2 separate regions of the Homo sapiens genome follow, and region 1 is linked to region 2. Evidence: chromatin contacts called from ENCODE Hi-C or POLR2A ChIA-PET data. All regions are on one chromosome and are shown on one strand. Each heading gives the region's core, a stretch centred on a gene start or an enhancer-like site at or near the end of the contact. The rest is flanking DNA. Distances are from core to core; before and after follow the strand shown.

Region 1 (3,033 bases), core at 359-2,858, 290 kb before region 2:
TGCTGGGTCAGGCCAGGCGCAGTGGCTCACACCTGTAATCCCAGCACTTTGGGAGCCCGAGGAGGGTGGATCACCTGAGGTCGGTCTCTACTAAAAATACAAAATTTAGCCGGGCGTGGTGGCGGGTGCCTGTAATCCCAGCTACTTGGGAGGCTGAGGCAGGAGAGTCGCTTGAACCTGGGAGGCAGAGGTTGCCGTGAGCCGAGGTGGTGCCATTGCACTCCAGCCTGTGTTACATGAGCGAAACTCCATCTCAAAAAACAAAACAAAAAAGCGCTGGGTCAGAGTGGCCTGCAGGGGTGCGTGATTTAACCCGTGCCTGTCATGGCCTTAGGTCCTCTTTATAATTTGATATCATATTGCCACAGAGTCCATTCTGTCTGTCTTCTGATCTCTATTTTAATATTAATGCTGGTAGTTGTGTCTAAACTGCAAAAGGGAGGGGTTACAATGAGGTGTGTCTGGTCTCCCATCCCATTATGGCTGGGAACTCAGCTTTTCTGGGGTCTCATTGGCCAAGAGGGGGTCCATTCAGTTGGTTGGGGGACTTAGGATTTTATTTTTAGTTTACAGTGGCTGATGTGTTGCCAGGGAAAAGTTCTCCCAGAAATTTAGTTTCTCAGTTCTCTCTTCTCATTCATATTCTTTTTAAAAATGAAGTTAAAAAAAAATTTTTTTTGAGACAGGGTCTCACTCTGTCGCCCAGGCTGGGGTGCAGTGGTGCGATCTTGGCTCACTGCAGCTTCAACTTCCCAGGCTCAAACGATTCTCCTGCCTCAGACTCTGAATAGCTCGGACTATGGGAGCACGCCATCACCCCTGGCCAGTTTTGGTATTTTTTGTAGAGATGGTGGTTTCAACATGTTGCCCAGGCTGGTCTCGAACTCGTGAGCTCAAGTGATCCACCCACCTGGGTCTCCCAAAGTACCAGCATTACAGGCCTGAGCCTCCACGCCCGATCTAATTTAATTTTTTAATTGACAAATAATTGTACATATTCATGGGGTACATAGTAATGTTTCAATACATATAATGTATAGTGATCAGATCAGGGTAATTTGCACATTCATAATCTCAAACACGTACCCTTGCTTTGTGGTGGGCTCATTCACACTCTTGCTGTCTGTACCAGTGAAGGACTGCCTGGGCTCACCCTGGAGGTTTTTCCTCTGATCACCTCATAAGCAAGGCTATTCTATTTAAGGTCCTTTTGGTTCTGAGGAGCTATTTGAGCTGTCCCACAGAGAAGGATTATCGTGAGGGTGCAGAAGACGATCATGGGAGACCCAAGGGCTGGACATGAAGGACAGCCAGACCTCAAGGAAGCTGGAAAGCTGTTGGGAACCAGGTCCCCTCCCCCAGTTCTTGCCTCCTTTTCATTAATTCATCATATGTTTATTGAAGCCAAATGTATATAAGGTCTGCCTTTCCTTTCTGTGGATCAGAAGTCTTCTGCAGACAGCTCAGGATGGTTTCGGTTCCTTTTTTTCTTTTTTTCTCACAGACTCTGTTCATCTTGAATGGTTTCAGTTCCTAAGTCTCCAAGATCTTTCAACTCAGCTCTCTTGCTGCCAGCTTCTCAGTTTCCCAATTTCACCCTCCCGGGTGGTGATCTGATTGGCTCAGGCTGCACAAGCTGTAGATTGTAGGCTTCCAATAGATGAGCTGCTTTTGAATCATGTGATTACCTATGTCCAATCAGTCTGAGGAAGCACAGGGTCATGTAGGAGACTGTGATGGGTGTAGTCAACTCAGCAGGGCCTACGGGTCTGGGGGCAAACGTCATTGGGATGGGGATGGAGCATCCTAAAACATGTCTGGTACAAGGATATTATTTAAAATATAATGTCACACCTGAAATTTTAGTTAGCAGGGCTCCATACAACATTGATGTTTCAGGAGCATCAGAAATTGTAGACTAGGCGGACATGGTGGCTCATGCTTGTAATCCCAGCACTTTGGGAGACCAAGGTGGGTGGATCACCTGAGGTCAGGAGTTCAAGAACAGCCTGGCCAACATGGTAAAACCCCTGTCTCTATTAAAAATACAAAATTAGCTGGGTGTGGTGGTATGCACCTGTAATCCCAGAGACTCTGGAGGGTGAGGCAGGAGAATCGCTTGATCCCAGGAAGCAGAGGTTGCAGTAGCCCAGATCTCACCATTGCACTCCAGCCTGGGCGACAAGAACGAAACTCCATCTCAAAAAAGAAGAAAAGAAAAGAGAGAGAGACAGACAGACAGAGAGAGAAAGAAAGAAAGAGAAAGGAAGGAAGAGATTGAGAGGAAGGAAGGAAGAGATTGAGAGAGAGAGAGGAAGGAAGGAAGGAAGGAAGGAAGGGAGGGAGGGAGGGAGGGAGGGAAGGAATTCTAGACTAAAAGGACTGGCTCTAGAACGCCGCGGGTAGGTGGCAATAGCTTTCATTGCATCACTGATGCTCAGCCCTGAGGAACCTGGGTAAACTCTGGCCTCATAAAGAACTGGATGGAGACAATCAATACAGGCAATGGAGCAGCCCTGCCCCAGCTGAAGTCTCTTCTTTTTCATTCCACAAGGCCTGAGTGGTTGGCAGAACTGTTGCACCTCCCTGGGCATGTGGACAGATTGGAGGATGCTGGCCAATCAAACCCTTTACTCAGCTCTGCTTCCAGAAAGTAAAAGGCATGTCTCTTGGTTTTGTTTTGTGACAATGTCTTGCTCTGTTGCCCAGGCTGGAATGCAGTGGCATGATCATGGCTTACTGCAGCTTTGATCCCTTGGGATCAGGCAATCCTCCTGCCCCAGCCTCACAAGTAGCTGGGACTACAGGTGCATGCCACCATGCCCAGCTAATTTTTGCATTTTTTTTTTTGTAGACTTGGGGGGAGGGTCTCACTATGTTGCCCAAGCTGGTCTTGAACTCCTGGATTCAAGCGATGTTTCTGCCTCAGCCTCCCAAAGTGCTTCTTGTCTTTTGAGAGTACTGGTTCATTGGTTGGATTCAGATGGCAAGTGGACATTGCGGTTGACTTTTCAACATATATTTTACCTTACA
Region 2 (3,025 bases), core at 428-2,927:
GGTGATCCACCCACCTGCCTCGGCCTCCCAAAGTGCTGGGATTACAGGAGTGAGCCACCGCGCCCGGGCAATAAGTATTTTTAAAAAGCCATAAGAACTAATAAGTGAATTTAGCAAGCCTGTAAAATAGAAGGTTACTATACAAAAGCACGTTCTTATCTATTAGTAGCAAACAATTGGAAAATTAAAATTTTTAAATTTTATTTAAAATAGCATCACAGGCCGGGTGCCTGTAATCCTTGCATTTTGGGAGGCCAAGGTAGGCGGATCACCTGAGGTCAGGGGTTCCAGACCAGCCTGGCCAACACGGTGAAATCCCATCTTTACTACAAACACAAAAATCAGTAGGTCGTGGTGGCGTATGCCTGTAATCCCAGCTACTCGGGAGGCTGAGGCAGGAGAATCGCTTGAACCCAGGAGGCGGAGGTTGCAGTGAGCTGGTATTGCGCCACTGTACTCCAGCCTGGGCAACAGAGTGAGATTCCGTCTCGAAATAAATAAATAAATAAATAAATAAATAAATAAATAAATAAATAAATAAATAAATAAAATAGCATCACAAAAAATACAACATTTAGAATAAATTTAACAAAAGATGTGCAAAACTTCTATTCTGAAAATTACAAAACAGGTCGGGCGCAGTGGCTCACACCTGTAATCCCAGCACTTTAGGAGGCCGAGGTAGGAGGATTGCTTGAGTCCAGGAGTTTGAGACAAGCCTGGGTAAGATGGCAAAACCCTGTTGCTACAAAAATAAAAATAGCCAGGCGCGGTGGCTTATGTCTGTAATCCCAACACTTTGGGAGGCTGAGGCGGGGAGATCACTTGAGGTCGAAATTCGAGACAAGCCTGAGCAACATGGTGAAACCCTGTCTCTACAAAAAATACAAAAATTAGCCGGGCGGGTGGCGGGCGCCTGTAATCCCAGCGACTTGGGAGGCTGAGGCAGGAGAATTGCTGTCCGGGAGGCGGAGGTTGCAGTCAGCTTCGACCGCAGCCTGGGAGAGCAAAACTCCTTCTCAAAAAACAAAAACAAAGGGAGAAGAAGAAAAAGAAAAAGAAAAAAGAAAAACATGCCAAAAACACATAGTAACTGAAGGGAAAGGAATCTGCCAGCTTCCCACTATGGGAAAATCTGCCACTGTGGAAGCTGGCAGATTTTAAAAGTTTGGCAAACGGAAGCTGATGGAATTTCGATTTGATGGTTTCTATTTAGCTTCGTAAAATAGGCCTGGCATAAGGGGATTTGCTGTGAGTCAAGGTCTGAGGAAAGCGCCAGTTTGCAAAGCCGTTTTGGAAAACTGGAGCGTGGGGGTGTGTGCAGGGTGAGGGGAGGAGGCCTAGTCTGGTCCACCTTAGGTCTAGCAGAGACTACGTGGAGCTTTGAGCCGAATGCCCTGGTGAGCTGCCATGGCAACACAGCCGTGGGCACAGGCCCACGGCAACCCATCACTGAACAGAGTTGTGGCGTTTCAACAGAGAGTCTGGGACATCAGGCAACGTGGCGACCCGAAGCAGCCAAAATGAGACCTCGACAGCAAAGGCCTCGACAGCGGAGCCCGGACCTTTGCAAAATCTGCAAGTAACGCCAACGTCACAAAGCGCGACCGAGCCCTGTACGTCATCGTTCCGCGACGCCGACGCGGTGAGATGACGCCCTCCCGGAAGTGACCTCTAGAGCGGTGGTGAAACTGGCAGTTGACGGCTCCTGGGACTAGATCCCGCGAGGTAGCCCCCGAACTATTTCTCTACGTTTTCTCTTGATCCTCCCGAAATCTTCCAGATCCGCGTAGTGAGGAATCGTCTCCACCGTCATGGGGGGCGGAGACCTGGTGAGTGGAGGGAGGCCTGGGCGGGGGAGGACTGAGGCCGGGACGGAAATTGGCAGGGGGTGGGGGTAGAGGAAGGAGTGGATAACCATGGCAACGCAGCTTTGCTTTCGCCGGGAGGAGGCCGTTGCCCTGAAGAGGGGATGGATCCTTAGGGCAATGGAGGGGTGGGACTGAGATTTGGGAAAGTCCGAGGTGTGTCGCGAACAGTGACAGGTGGTGTTTGCGTGTTTGTTGACTGCGGCTCTACCGGCTGTAAATTCTGGGAAGACCGGGGAGGGGGCGGATGGAGCCATGGCTAGGAAAGGAGGTAGATATGGAGGACGTGTCACCACACTTTGTTTTGTATATCTTGTCTTGCCACACACCTCTCTTCCTTGGGTGAGAGTTCAGAGTCATGTCCTGGACTGAAGTAGGGGTGGTTTGTGCCCCATTCTCCCTACCCTAAGCCATGCCCTGGGGTCGTTTTTTATTTTTTATTTTTTTGAGACGGAGTTTCTTGTTGCCCAGGCTGGAGTGCCATGGCGCGATCTCGGCTGACCGCAACCTTTCCCTCCTGGGTTCAAGCGATTCTCCTGCCTCAGCCTCCCGAGTAGCTGGGATTACAGGCATGCGCCACCACACCCGGCTAATTTTGTATTTTTAGTAGAGACAGGGTTTCTCCATGTTGGTCAGGCTGGTCTCGATCTGCCGACCTCAAGTGATCCGCCCGCCTCGGCCTCCCAGAGTGCTAGGATTACAAGGGTTAGCCACAGCGCCCGGCCCTGGGGTCCTTTTTAAGCCTGAAGGGATCTTCCTGTCCATCTTTCTGACTTCCACACCTCCTTCAGTGCTGGATTCTGATCTGTAGTGGCAGAGCTTGCTTTTGAATTCATACCACTTAATATAAGTTATGTGGCAATGTCTCTTAAACTGAAACGTTCATTTGTAAAGCGCTAAGGCCCCAAATAGGGTAAATGTACCCACAAGAGCATGGGGCAAGGTTGGGAAAATGCTAGCCTCCGGAAAGTGGAGCTAATTGAACCAGCAAGTAGATCAGCTTAGCCGCCTGCCCAGTAAACCTATTAGTTTGTCATGTGTTCTCAATCACAGTGAGTGCCAGGACTCCATCTAGTTTCATCCAATTTAGTGTATTCTTCACATAACTGCATTTAAGGACAGGAAAGCTCTAATCCAGGGTTTCTCAACATTAGCGC

What was found. A loop is a pair of places that touch in the nucleus more often than their neighbours do. ChIA-PET counts read pairs that join two places held with the same protein, here RNA polymerase II (POLR2A). Pooled maps may share reads with other maps.
Region 1: a pooled map shows a loop between it and region 2 (2.7-fold over the local background). The contact joins the enhancer-like site here to the promoter of CWC25 in region 2. A Hi-C loop is called at or near these places in 2 of 50 pooled maps. POLR2A ChIA-PET finds 5 or more read pairs at or near these places in 4 of 52 experiments (AG04450, B cell, T-cell and 1 more).

The regions. Positions count from the first base shown.
Region 1 is chr17:39,117,391-39,120,423 of GRCh38, reverse strand. All of the region lies in intron 2 of PLXDC1 (plexin domain containing 1), which reads left to right. Among named protein-coding and RNA genes, the nearest start is that of PLXDC1, 33 kb to the left of the region's middle. RefSeq lists an enhancer at 1,189-1,238. Within about 2 kb of position 1,608, at least 2 of the 41 ENCODE cell types and tissues checked have a DNase peak (open chromatin) inside an H3K27ac peak, as active enhancers do.
Region 2 is chr17:38,823,973-38,826,997 of GRCh38, reverse strand. CWC25 (CWC25 spliceosome associated protein) reads left to right here and starts at 1,677. Exons shown (of 10, transcript NM_017748.5): 1 at 1,677-1,832. The coding sequence starts at 1,815. MIR4727 (microRNA 4727) reads right to left here and starts at 1,160; the gene lies at 1,106-1,160. RefSeq lists an enhancer at 2,338-2,969.